Linked DNA regions of Homo sapiens: region 2 is linked to region 1. The links are chromatin contacts, found by Hi-C in ENCODE. All regions are on one chromosome and are shown on one strand. The core of a region is the stretch at or near the end of the contact, and the rest is flanking DNA. Distances in the headings are between cores, read along the strand shown.

The links. A loop is a pair of places that touch in the nucleus more often than their neighbours do. Pooled maps may share reads with other maps.
Region 2: a loop to region 1 is called in a pooled map, with 4 times the contacts of the local background. The contact joins two enhancer-like sites. A Hi-C loop is called at or near these places in 5 of 37 single-sample maps with no recorded cell type and 3 of 50 pooled maps.

What each region holds. Positions count from the first base shown.
Region 1 is chr6:38,304,731-38,310,756 of GRCh38, reverse strand. The region is part of intron 7 of BTBD9 (BTB domain containing 9); the gene reads left to right. Among named protein-coding and RNA genes, the nearest start is that of BTBD9-AS1, 170 kb to the left of the region's middle. Within about 2 kb of position 2,881, at least 2 of the 41 ENCODE cell types and tissues checked have a DNase peak (open chromatin) inside an H3K27ac peak, as active enhancers do.
Region 2 is chr6:38,671,060-38,676,968 of GRCh38, reverse strand. It overlaps GLO1 (glyoxalase I), which reads left to right. Exons shown (of 6, transcript NM_006708.3): 6 at 1-1,044. Among named protein-coding and RNA genes, the nearest start is that of GLO1, 29 kb to the left of the region's middle. Within about 2 kb of position 3,033, at least 2 of the 41 ENCODE cell types and tissues checked have a DNase peak (open chromatin) inside an H3K27ac peak, as active enhancers do.

The DNA.
Region 1 (6,026 bases), core at 1,632-4,131:
AATAAATGCTTGAGGTGATGGATACCCTGTACCAAAATATTTCGTATACCCCGTAAATATATATATGCTTACTATGTACCCGCAAAAATTAAAAAATAAAAAAAACTACTGTATCCATTTTTTCATTTCCAAAAGCACTGAATGTAGGTCATTAAAAGAATTTAAAACAATAGTAAAAGGCTCTTTTAAAATTACCTTTTATTGTACTTTTTTCATCACACATTCAGTTAAGTCTACTGAAAAACATGGCATGATCTTGTTTCCTCAATCTAGATTAATTTTGGCCCCCAGAACATAGTATAAATTATATATTTTGCCCAGATTTTTTTTTTTTTCTGATAACTACTTCAGAAGTCTGATTAGGGTCATTCCAGGTGATTTGGAAGACTTTGGCTGCCTTTGAAGCCAAACTGCGCCAGGTCTCCAAGTTCACAGCTCAGGAGGCGTCCTTCACACTCAGGGATTTGCCCAATTTACCCACAGACCTGGACTGGTGCCTCAGGGTAGAACTGAGAGTGCCCAGTGGGACAAGTTGTTCCCTCAGGCACCCTTTGTGGTTTGATTAAGGAGTCTCAATACTGAATGCAGTATTCAGAAGTTCGTACTCACTTTTCCCCCTGGTGTGTTTCTTCGACATTCCAGTCTTACTTTCATGAGATCTGCGGAGATTCTTTCCTTCTCACACCTCTCACTCAATCCAGGATGGTTTGTGAGGGTTAAGGCACAAGAGATTTGGTGTTATGTCTCACCTTTTTCTCTCTGCCTCCAAAGGCTCTGGCAGGAAGATTCTGCCAAAGTGGGATTGTAGGAGCATACTTGCCACAGATCTGATGGGGACATTTTCTCTATAGCATACCCAGCTCCATTTAATGTTTAAACACCTCACTGTTAGTACTACTTTTAGAAAAAATCAAATTTTATAGTTATTGATGCATTTTAAAGAAATATTAATGTTTGAACCAGATACAGCCTCTAGCTTAAAAAAAAAAAAGAAAGGCTGCTACTTTATTCTTTATTAAAGGATCGTTAAAAAAAATTATTAAATAGGCTGGGCGCAGTGGTTCACACCTGTAATCCCAGCACTTTGGGAGGCCAAGGAGGGCAGATCATGAGGTCAGGAGATTGAGACCATCCTGGCCAACATGGTGAAACCCCGTCTCTACTAAAAATACAAAAGTTAGCTGGGCGTGGTGGTGCGTGCCTGTAGTCCCAGCTACTCGGGAGGCTGAGGCAGGAGAATCGCTTGAACCAGGGAGTTGGAGGTTGCAGTGAGCCGAGATCACATCAGCCTGGCAACAGAGAGAGATTCCATCTCAAAAAAAAAAAGTATTAAATAAACCACCACTTTTTCGTGGTTTTTTTGTTTGTTTGTTTGTTTGTTTATTTGGGAGATGGAATCTCACTCCGTCACCAAGGCCAGAGTGCAATGGTATGATCTCGGCTCACTGCAACCTCTGCCTCCTGGGTTAAGCAATTCTCCTGCCTCAGCCTTCCAAGTAGCTGGGATTATAGGCGCCCACCACCACGCCCAGCTAATTTTTGTATTTTTAGTAGAGACAGGGTTTCACCATGTTGGCCAGGCTGGTCTCGAACTCCTGACCTCAGGTGATCCACCTGCTTCAGCCTCCCAAAGTGCTGGGATTACAGGCATGAGCCACTGCACCTGGCCTTTTTGTGGGCTTTTTAAACAACCTTTTGCATGTCTTTTGTTCTCTGTTCAATGTGAATGAGAAATATTCCCCAAGCTGTGGTGACATCTCTGACTTGAGTCACAAACCTGTTGTGACCTGACGACCCTTTAAACTCGTAGTGTGGTACAAAAATAACTCTGTTGGCCCAGGCGCAGTGGCTCAGGCCTGTAATCCCAGCACTTTGGGGGGCTGAGGCAAGAGAAATGCTTGAGCTCAGGAGTTTGAGACCAGCCTGGGCAATATAGCAAAATCCCATCTCTACAAAAAATACAAAAAATAAATAAATAAATAAATAAGCCAGGCTTGGTGGCACATACCTGTAGTCCCAGCTACTCCAGAGGCTGAGGTGGGAGGATCACCTCATCCTGTGAGAGGTCGAGGCTGCAGTGAGCCGTGATCATGCCACTGCACTCCCGCCTGGGCAACAGAGTGAGACCCTGCTTCAAAAAAACAGAAACAAAACAAAACTCTGTTGATTTTAAGTAGCAATCCTGCAACAATTTGAACATCTTTTAGGGAAGAAGGAAAAATAAATTCATGTGAAACTTATGATACTACTCACAGAAAAAGATGCCCTTTATATTAAAACTTCTTAATTTTTTGAGAAATCATTTTGAAAACTTGCAAAACCAGTTTAAGTGACTATTTGTATGTTGGTTATTCCTTCTCCTGTGTTTGTATAAATCACGTTATGTTTACAGTGCAGATGTAAAGTCTCTTCCCTGACAAGTTATGTCCGGAGGAAAGAAAAAAATAGAGATATTGCCTGTTAGTTCAAACACAGAATTGGATGGTTGGTTTATCTTTTTTCTTTATACCTGGAAATGCCTCTGTCCTCAATTTCAAGGCCTCACCTTCAGAGTGAATCCCTCTTTGATATACTGCAGTGGTTATTACTGCTAACATCTGATGCTTGATTCTTTAAGGCCTTTGAATTGATTTTCTCAGCTAAAACCTCTAGCATTTAAACTACAGGATTGTCAAACTGCACATAAGAGAGTAAACCATACAGTTATTTTTGGAAAGTGCTTTCATTCAAAGGCCCCAGTGTGAGGAGAGAGAGAAAATTCACTGATCCTGGTGAACTTGTATGTTTGAGATCTACTGTTGCCACATCACCTCACTTCTGTCCCTGGGGATAACCATCTCTGATTTCTTATCTTCTAGAAAGCAGGCCACTTCCTCTGAAGTGTTTAGAGCTATAGCTTCATAAAATTTGCATGTGTTTGAGGGGCAAAAGGTGGAGGGGAACACATCTGAAGTTTAGGGAAGTTTTAACCTCTTCTTATCACTGGCTAAAATGGACTCAGCATGATTTTTGGAGCCCTTATAATCTTAAGATAAGATGTGATTTGGGCAACCTTGCTAATGTAAAAATTGGAGCTAGAACAGGAAAGATCAGAATACTGGATTAATGCTAATTAAACAGACAAAATAGCAAAGAAAGAAGGAAAAATCGATTAGGGGAAAGGGGCTCCAGTTTTCAAAAGGCATAGCCTGTTTTCCACCCATGGGCTTCACCCACAGGTATGGAGAGGTGGTCAGGACTGAATTCTCTGGAAGTGTGTTCAGAAGCAGCCTTCTCACAGAAGCAGGTGGGGGAAACTTTGGGAAAGGAAAAGCTTAAAAATTGTATGCTATATATAACCCATGGTTTTTCTTTGGTGATGTAATATATGATTGAAAAGTGATTTTCTTAACCTGATAGATAAAACTAGGCATTAATATAACTAAGTGCCTGTGTTGTAGAATACATTTTTACAGCTTTTTGATAGTTTCCAAGAAAGATGGGCTTGTTCTCTAATTAGCTATTGTTCTTTTACAGCTGTTAAGACAGAACAGCTGTGGATATTTTTTCCTCTTGAATAATTTGACAGAAGGTTGGATTACAGTTGGGTTAGAAGCTTGCCTGATCAGCAACAAATTCCTGTGTAGGCCTGGGGCTAGGCCACTGGTGTGTTTCCTCCTTTAAAAAAAGAAGTGATAGGTCTGTGGGAAGACCTCTAGGTAGGACCTTAAGCTAATAGTTATCTTCTTAAACAGGAAATCTTTGTATCTCTATGAAAATCTTGGCAATAGAGAATGATCTACTCAGAGATTATTAACCATTTGCTTGCTGCATGAACCACTGTGCTGTTAGAAAACAATTTTGTAATGAAAACAGCCAGGGAAACATTGAATAAAGCCCAGCAGAGCACAGTGTTTGAAGATGACAGTCCTCTGTAACTGCTAAGTGTTATTTCCTTTTACAAAATCTGCTTCAAGTGGGTCTTTTTCCTCCACCTCTCAAAAGTGATCTCTGGAGACAGTTAAATAACATGTCAGTCTTATCTTTAAATATAGCTGGTACAGGTGGCCCTCAGGTCATGTCCTACTGAAGTAATACTGCCTTTTAAAAAATTTATTACTCCTGAATTAAATTTAGAGGCAAGTCGTTGGCCACCCCTGGTGCTTTGTAAGAACAGAGAGCAGTAAAATTGTTTTCAGATCACTTTTTCTGCAGTTCCCTGCAGTCTGAGTCATTCCAATATTCATACACTTTGCAGAATGTATACACTTTGTTAACATGCAACTTTTGCATTCAGAAGCAGCAGATTAAATTTGTCTGAGCAGAATTGCTATGTGCACAGAGGGGGAAAAGTAATTTCTGTCCAGGCGGTTCACCTTTGCCTTTTGCTCCTAGCACAGGCTGTTGTAATAGGGATGTAGGTGAGGGATGGCAAAGGAACACCAGAAAGAGACAGATACAAGACACTGGGTTTTGGCAGCATGGTTTTGTAAACAAAGTGACACAAATTGGGACAGAAATTCCAGTGGGACAAGGGAGGAAACTGGAAGACTAGAAATAGAGCAGAAAGCTCAGTCCCATCCAGATGGTGTTTTTAATAAATTTATCAGACGCATATGAAAGACGATAATGAACATTCAAAATGGGGAGTGGCCCAGTTCCTCTGGGAAGAAAAACAGTGTGGAACCTTCTGTGTGCTGCATTCAGATATAGAATCACTCTCTAATTTTTCCCAGTAAGAAAGACCACAGAACTTATTCAAACCATTGAGTAATTGTTTAAGGCAGTCCAACTAGGTAGGCTGAGGTTTGTGTTTCTAGAAAGAAAAATTCATAACACAATTATTCCCTGCTGAAATGGAGGATTTGGCCTATGTATATTAGTAAACCAGTGGTGACATTTGATACAAACATCTTCTGTCACAACTACTGTAAGTGTGACTAAAGCAGACATTTCTCCCCCTCGGGCATAAAAGACCTTTTATAGTCTTTAAGGGTCAGGCATGGTGGCTCATACCTGTAATCTTAGCACTTTGGGAGGCTGAGGCAGGTGGATCACTTGAGGTCACAAGTTCGAGACCAGCCTGGCCAACATGGTGAAACCCCATCTCTACTAAAAACAAAAAAAAATTAGCCCGGTGTGGTGGCGTGCATCTGTAGTCCCAGCTACTCGGGAGGCTGAGCAGGAGAATTGCTTGAAACTGAGAGTTGGAGGTTGTAGTGAGTTGAGACCGTGCCACTGCACTCCAGCCTGGGCAACAGAGTGAGACTGTATCTCAAAAACAAACAAAACAAACAAAAACAATAACCTTTTATAGTCTTTAAAAGCTACATTGTTATCTGCATTCTTCTTCTCACTTTTGCCCCTCAAAATGTTTTCTCCATCAAACAATATTTTAGTCTACCATGAGTGACCAAACTTTCTGCATGTGGGGCAGACTTTTAGGGGAGAAGTTGAGAGAATAGAAGGTGTGGGTAGTGCTTAGATAGCAACTCTTCTACCATGGGCATATTTATTTTCTTTTTAATGTTTAGGTCAAGACCCAGAGATTGATCATATTTTACTTTTCTAAGAAAACTTCCACTGATAAAGCAATTTTTTTCTGCTTTATTCAGTAACTTTTAGATTTTCCTAGCTTTCCGTAAAGAACTATGTTAAGCAAGGTTAAGCGCCACAACCTTACATAGGCATCGTTTTCTATCTTTGATTCATTTACTCAGCAAATATTTATTGAGCGCCTACCATGTGCTAGGCATTGTTTCTTGGCGGTGGGAATACAGCTGCAGAAAAAAAAAAAAAGTTCCTGCCCTTATGAAACTCACATTCTGAATCTCTGGCTGTCAGTTTAGATCAGATTGTAGTACTGATTTGGCTATTAAGTGGGACAGTGCTAGAATGATTGCCTCATCTTGGTGATTTACAGAAGGTAAATCCACTGGGCTTGTGCCTTAGGTCCTTTTCTTCTTCTTTCCAGGTGTCAGCATCATTTGGTTATTATACTGTTAATTTGACTTATTAGCAAAAAGTAGGAATCAGAATTAAGAGAA
Region 2 (5,909 bases), core at 1,784-4,283, 370 kb before region 1:
CATTTTTAAAAAAAAATTAACATGTTTTTGTTGTAGTTATCTTCTGGGGTTTCAATTCCTCAGAAACAACTTTTTTCACAACGGAAAGGAAAGAACACTAGTGTTCTTTCAGTAAAGTACAAAGTGTTTATTTTACAAAAGAGTAGGTACTCTTGAGAGCAATTCAAATCATGCTGACAAGGATACTGATAGAAAAAGTGATTTCTTCTTATTATAAAGTACATTTAAAGTTCAAGGACTAACCTTATTTATTTGGGAAAGGGGAGGAGGAAGGAAATGATATGGTACCCAGACACTGGGCTAGGCTGCAACTTTATCTCATTTAATACTCCCAGCTGTCATGTGAGAAAGAAAGCAGGCTAGGCATGTGAAATCACTTTCATGGATTATTAATGGATTTAAGAGGGCATCAATCAGCTCAACTCAAGATTTCATAATCATTTTTAGTATTTAGATTGTGCCTCAAAGTTGTAGTACCTCACAATACCTCCACTGGTTTCCTGTTGTAAAAACCTTCAGTGAGTTTGACCATTGTGCTCTTGGCTCTTGGGCTGGAGTACCGTGGTGAGGGAGTAAACACTAGAAGTCTTTAGTACAAAACTGCTCTAGGGACACCTGGTGATTCCTACACAAGTGATGTTTATATTTCTCATAAAGAGTCTTCCCTATCCCAAGGTCTTCATGATGCCAGTAGCCATATATGATAAATTATGTTCAGTGATAACTTAGTTATCAGAAATCAGCTCAGTGGTCTTCCCCGCCATGATTCACATTTGATGAGTTTTTAAAAATCAAAGTGATTTTGAAAATCTCTAATGGCTCAGAAAATAAAAACATCCAGTTTGTGGATGACTATATTTAGATTTCTCTAGACTCTAGTGGAAGACCTTTGGAAAGGCCATGCCAACCGTGCTTGTACTGCTAGAAGCACTTTATGTTTCCTTTTTGGGTGAAATGGATTTATGTGAGTGCTTTAAACAAATAGCAATACTTATAGACTGAAATAAAATGAAACTTCAAATAAGACTATGTTTAATTTGTAAACCTTTGTCCATCATGTTCTTTCTTTAAAAAAAAAAAAAAACAACTCCCCTTAGTGAGTACTGAAAGGATTTGAAAAGGCTTGTAGGCTCATTCTGAAGAGAGAACAATTGTGATTCTGTACAGCCCGTAAAGCAGGTAGTGTCTATGGATAAGGGAGTGTGGGAAAGGTGGGAAGAAGAAAGTGAATACGGAATAAAGGATTGTGGTAGATAAAGTGCAAACAGAAGAATATCAAAAGGTAAGGAACTTATGAAGACCAATTTCACATGTTGAGTGCTAGAACTGACAAACGGGAGGGCTAATACATTCACAAATTCAGTAATTTAAGCTTTATTTCCAAGGAAAGAAGCCTTCTCCACTTGCTGAGTAAAACTTGCCAAAAGATAGCCCTTGCTCATTCTTTAAATTCATTCCTATATGCATTTTTTTTAAATGTACAGTTGGCCCTTGAACAACATAGGTTTGAACTCCACTGGTTTATTTATACAGGGATTTTTTTCAAGCAAATGTGGGTTGAAAATACAGTACAAAGGGGGCTGACTTTTCATATGCCAACTGTGGGACTTAAGTATGCACAGATTTTGGTATCCATGGGCAGTCCTGGAACCAATCCTCCACATACACCGAGGGACAACTGTATATGGTAACACTACGCCTTGTTAGGGAAAAGAACAATTCACTTCCAAATTCACTTACCTGAGAAGTTGTACGAAAGTACAAAGTAGGTCACAAGAAGTAAGTTTTCTTATTTTCCATGATCATGGTCAATGTAAAACAAGTCAGTCTCCTATGAGCCCTACATAGCTAAGGCTAGAATGATTATAATACAGGTGGTTTGAATGAAGAGCAGATGGCTGAAAGGGAATCACTTGAGGCTTTCCCACACAGTATTTTGACCATGATTGCATAGAGTGTGTCTTAGTTGAGGCAATTTTAATAAAAATACCATAGACCGGGTGGCTTAAACAACAAACATTTATGTCTCACAGTTCTGGAGGCTGGGAAGTCCCAAGATCAAGGCACCAGCAGATCCAGTGTCTGGTGAGGACCCACTTCCTGACTTGTAGACAGGCACCTTCTCACTGTGTTCTCACACATCCAAGATAAATCATCTCTTAAAAGGGCACTAATTCCATTCATGAGGGTTCTACCCTCATGACATTACCTCCCAAAGGCCCCACCTCCGAATACCATCACACTGAAAATTAGGCTTAAACATATGTATGGAAGGGAGCCGCAGGACACAAACATTCAGTCCATAGTACAGTATATATAAATAATCCTCAGCCATCCAACTGATTATGAAGAGTGTTAGTAAGGATGCTTGCTATTGGCAATAAGAAAAAAAGCCAGCACTTAAGAGATTGTAAAATGGATTGGTTGACCAGGCGCAGTGGCTCACGCCTGTTATCCCAGCACTTTGGGAGGCTGAGGCAGGTGGATCACTTGATGTCAGGAGTTTGAGACCAGCCTGACCAGCAAGATGAAACCCTGTCTCTACTGAAAATACAAAATTTGCCAGGCATGGTGGTGGGCACTTGTAATCCCAGCTGCTTGGGAGGCTGAGGCAGGATAATCACTTGAACCTGGGGGGTGAGCTGAGATCACGCCATTGTACTCCAGCCTGGGCAACAAGAGCGAAACTTCGTCTCAAAAATAATAATAAAATGGGTTGGTAGAGGGTTCAGAGATAACAAGAACCCCAGATTATTTCCATCTTTCCCATCCTGTCATTTTTAGCATTTTTTCTCACTGGACCAATAATATGATCAAAGATGCCTACCATGATTCTAGGTATCATGTGTAGACCAACAATGTTGATAGGATTTGGCTGTGTTCCCACCCAAATCTCACCTTGAATTGAAGTTCCCATAATCCCCACATGTCATTGGAAGGACCCAGTGGGAGGTAATTGAATCATGGGTGTGGTTTCCCCCATGCTATTCTCGTGATAGTGAGTTCTCACGGGATCTGATGGTTTGATAAGGGGCTTCCCCTTTCTCCTTCCTGCCACCCTGTGAAGAATGATGTGTTTGCTTCCCCTTCCGCCGTTATTGTAAGTTTCCTGAAACCTTCCCACCCTTGCAGAACTGTGAGTCAATTAAACCTCATTCCTTTATAAATTACCCAGTCTCGGGCATGTCCTTATAGCAGCATGAGAACGGACTAATAGAAATGTCCAGTGAAAGAAAATATCATTTTATTCCTCATGTGTCTTTGATAAGGAGTGAAAAACCTTTCCCTAAGCTCCTCAGCAAAATTCCCGTCATATCTCAACCAGTACTGGGTCACTTACCTGTCTAATCACTGGCCAAGGGGGTGGGAACACTCTGACTTAGATGGATCGTATTTACCCAAGCTGGCTGCATGAGGGTGGACAGTGAATCAGAATTGAGACTGCCAGAATGGAGGAGCAAATAGGGGCTTCTGGGTAGGTGTAAACAGAAACCGCACCCAGAGTCAAATTAGATATTGAGAATTAGATATTAGGTGCAGAGTACTGTAAGAAATGAAACATTTCTTGCCCTCAGAGCTTAGGTCTGAGATTGTGGTTCTCAATCATATTAGACTTAGCTGACCCTGTTTATAATAACATTGTAACATAATATCTATCACATCCACTATCCTGAAATGACATTCACATGATATAACCTACTTATTGGCACGACATGAAGAAACATCAGTCAATACCTTTATGGTAATATGAAGGAGAAATATAATCAGGTTGCAATAAAATTGTGCATTTTAGTATGTCAGTGCCCACATAGACTAGAAGACAATGGAGTAGTCAGGTGCTTGCCCTTACATATGGAAGAAGAAAACATCAGAGTATTGTTGACACTCTTTGATATTTTAAATAAAGACTGAATTTATGATTCATGAAGAGCTATAATTTTACAAATTTAAATACATATTCATAACAGGTGCATTTTACTGATGACTCAAAAACATGATGTTATGTTGGAAATATTTCCCAAAATGGTGATCAATTCTTGCTAAAGTTTCGAATAAAAGAGTAACTTTTTTGTTTATAGAATAGTTTTTTCCCTAGCAAATATTAAAATTATAAATGCAAATAAGTAAGATACAAGTTGTAAGTTCAGATAATAAAAAGCAGGCTTTAATTCTTTTTTAAAATTTAGAATAGTTTTAGATTTGCAGAAATGTTGCAAAGATAGTGCAGAATTCACATACACCACATACCTAGTTTCCCCTATTTTAAAAATCTTACATTAGTGTGGGACATTTATCACAATTAATGAAACTATATTGATATTATTAACTGAAGTCCATACTTATTCCAATTTCCTTCATTTTTACCTGCTGTTTCCTTACAGGTGACATTCAGGAAACCACATTCCATTTAGTCACCATGTATCCTTAGGCTACTCCAGACTGTGACAGTTTTTCAGACTTTCCTTGTTTTTGATGACTTTGACAGCTTTGAGGAGTACTCACTAGGTATTTTGCAAAACGTTTTTCAATTGGGATCTTCTGATTTTTTTTGTCATGATAAAACTGGGATTATTGTTTTTTGGAGGAATACCACAGAGACAAAGTGCTCTTGTCACATCAAGGGGACATACTATCAACATGACATGTCCCTGATCTTACTATGTTAACCTTAATCACCTGGCAGTGGTAGTGATGAGGAAGAAACTCATTATGTAAAGCCCACACTGGCTGGGGGGAGTTATGCTCCATCTCCTTGAGGGGAAAAGTAGGCTTTTTACCTATATGAATACTCAGTGGGACTTTCCAAAGTTATACAGGTCATTACAGGATGTCTAACATCCCTGCTCACCATCCACTAAATACCAATAGTGAAACCCAACCAAAAATGTCCCACAAGTCTCCGAAGTAACCCCTAGGGGTCAGTACTGCTCTGTTGAGAACCACTGGTCTAAGATTTCCAATTCAAGTTTCCTTAGAGTGTGAATTTAAAGCATTTATAAAGAAATCTGAGTACAGAATTCCTAATTTTATGCTTTCCTCCTTATTTACAGATGCTTTTTTCCTGCCTCTAATTCAGGAATTTATTTTAGGTATTTGCCTTTGAGTGTTCTTCTTTTATATAACTTTGTTTTACAAAAACTCATATTTTACATAAACTCATTTTCTTTTTACATGAACTCATATTTTATTGCCTTATATAATATTTAATTAAATTATATATTTAAAATTACAAGGATGATTGGATTGAGCACATTGGCAGTAGACACAATCGACTTGACAAGTAACTCATCTGAGGAAGTAGAAATGCACAGAGTGGCCAACTGGTTATAGTTACTCAGCCTGACAGGGCATCAGTTCTTTATTGAGGAAATGGTGAGTGCGGTTAATCCAATAACAGGTTAAGTGGAAATTGGTTAAGAGAATTTCTACTGTAAATGCATCGATTTGAGTCCTATCAATATTAGCAAAGGCTGAGTGCGGTGGCTCATGCCTGTAATCACAACAGTTTGGGAGGCCAAGGCGGGTGGGTTGCTTGAGCTCAAAAGTTCAAGACCAGCCTGGGAAACATAGGGAGGTCCCCATCTCTAGAAAACATAATACAATTAGCCGAGTGTGGTGGTGTGCATCTGTGGTCTGAGCTACTTGGGAGCTGAGGTGGGAGGATTGCTTGAGCCCAGGAGGTCAAGGCTGCAGTGAGCTATGATTGCCACTGCACTACCGTCTGGGTGACAGAGGGAGACTCTGTCTCTAAAAATATATATATAAGAAAATATTACAGAAGATTGTTTAATGCCAGTACCTAGGATTGCTCTAGTTGTAATGAAATAGGCACTTTTATAGACTTCATCCAAACCACTTCAATTTTACAGTAAGTTTCACGAGTTATTTTATAAAGACTTAAAATGTTC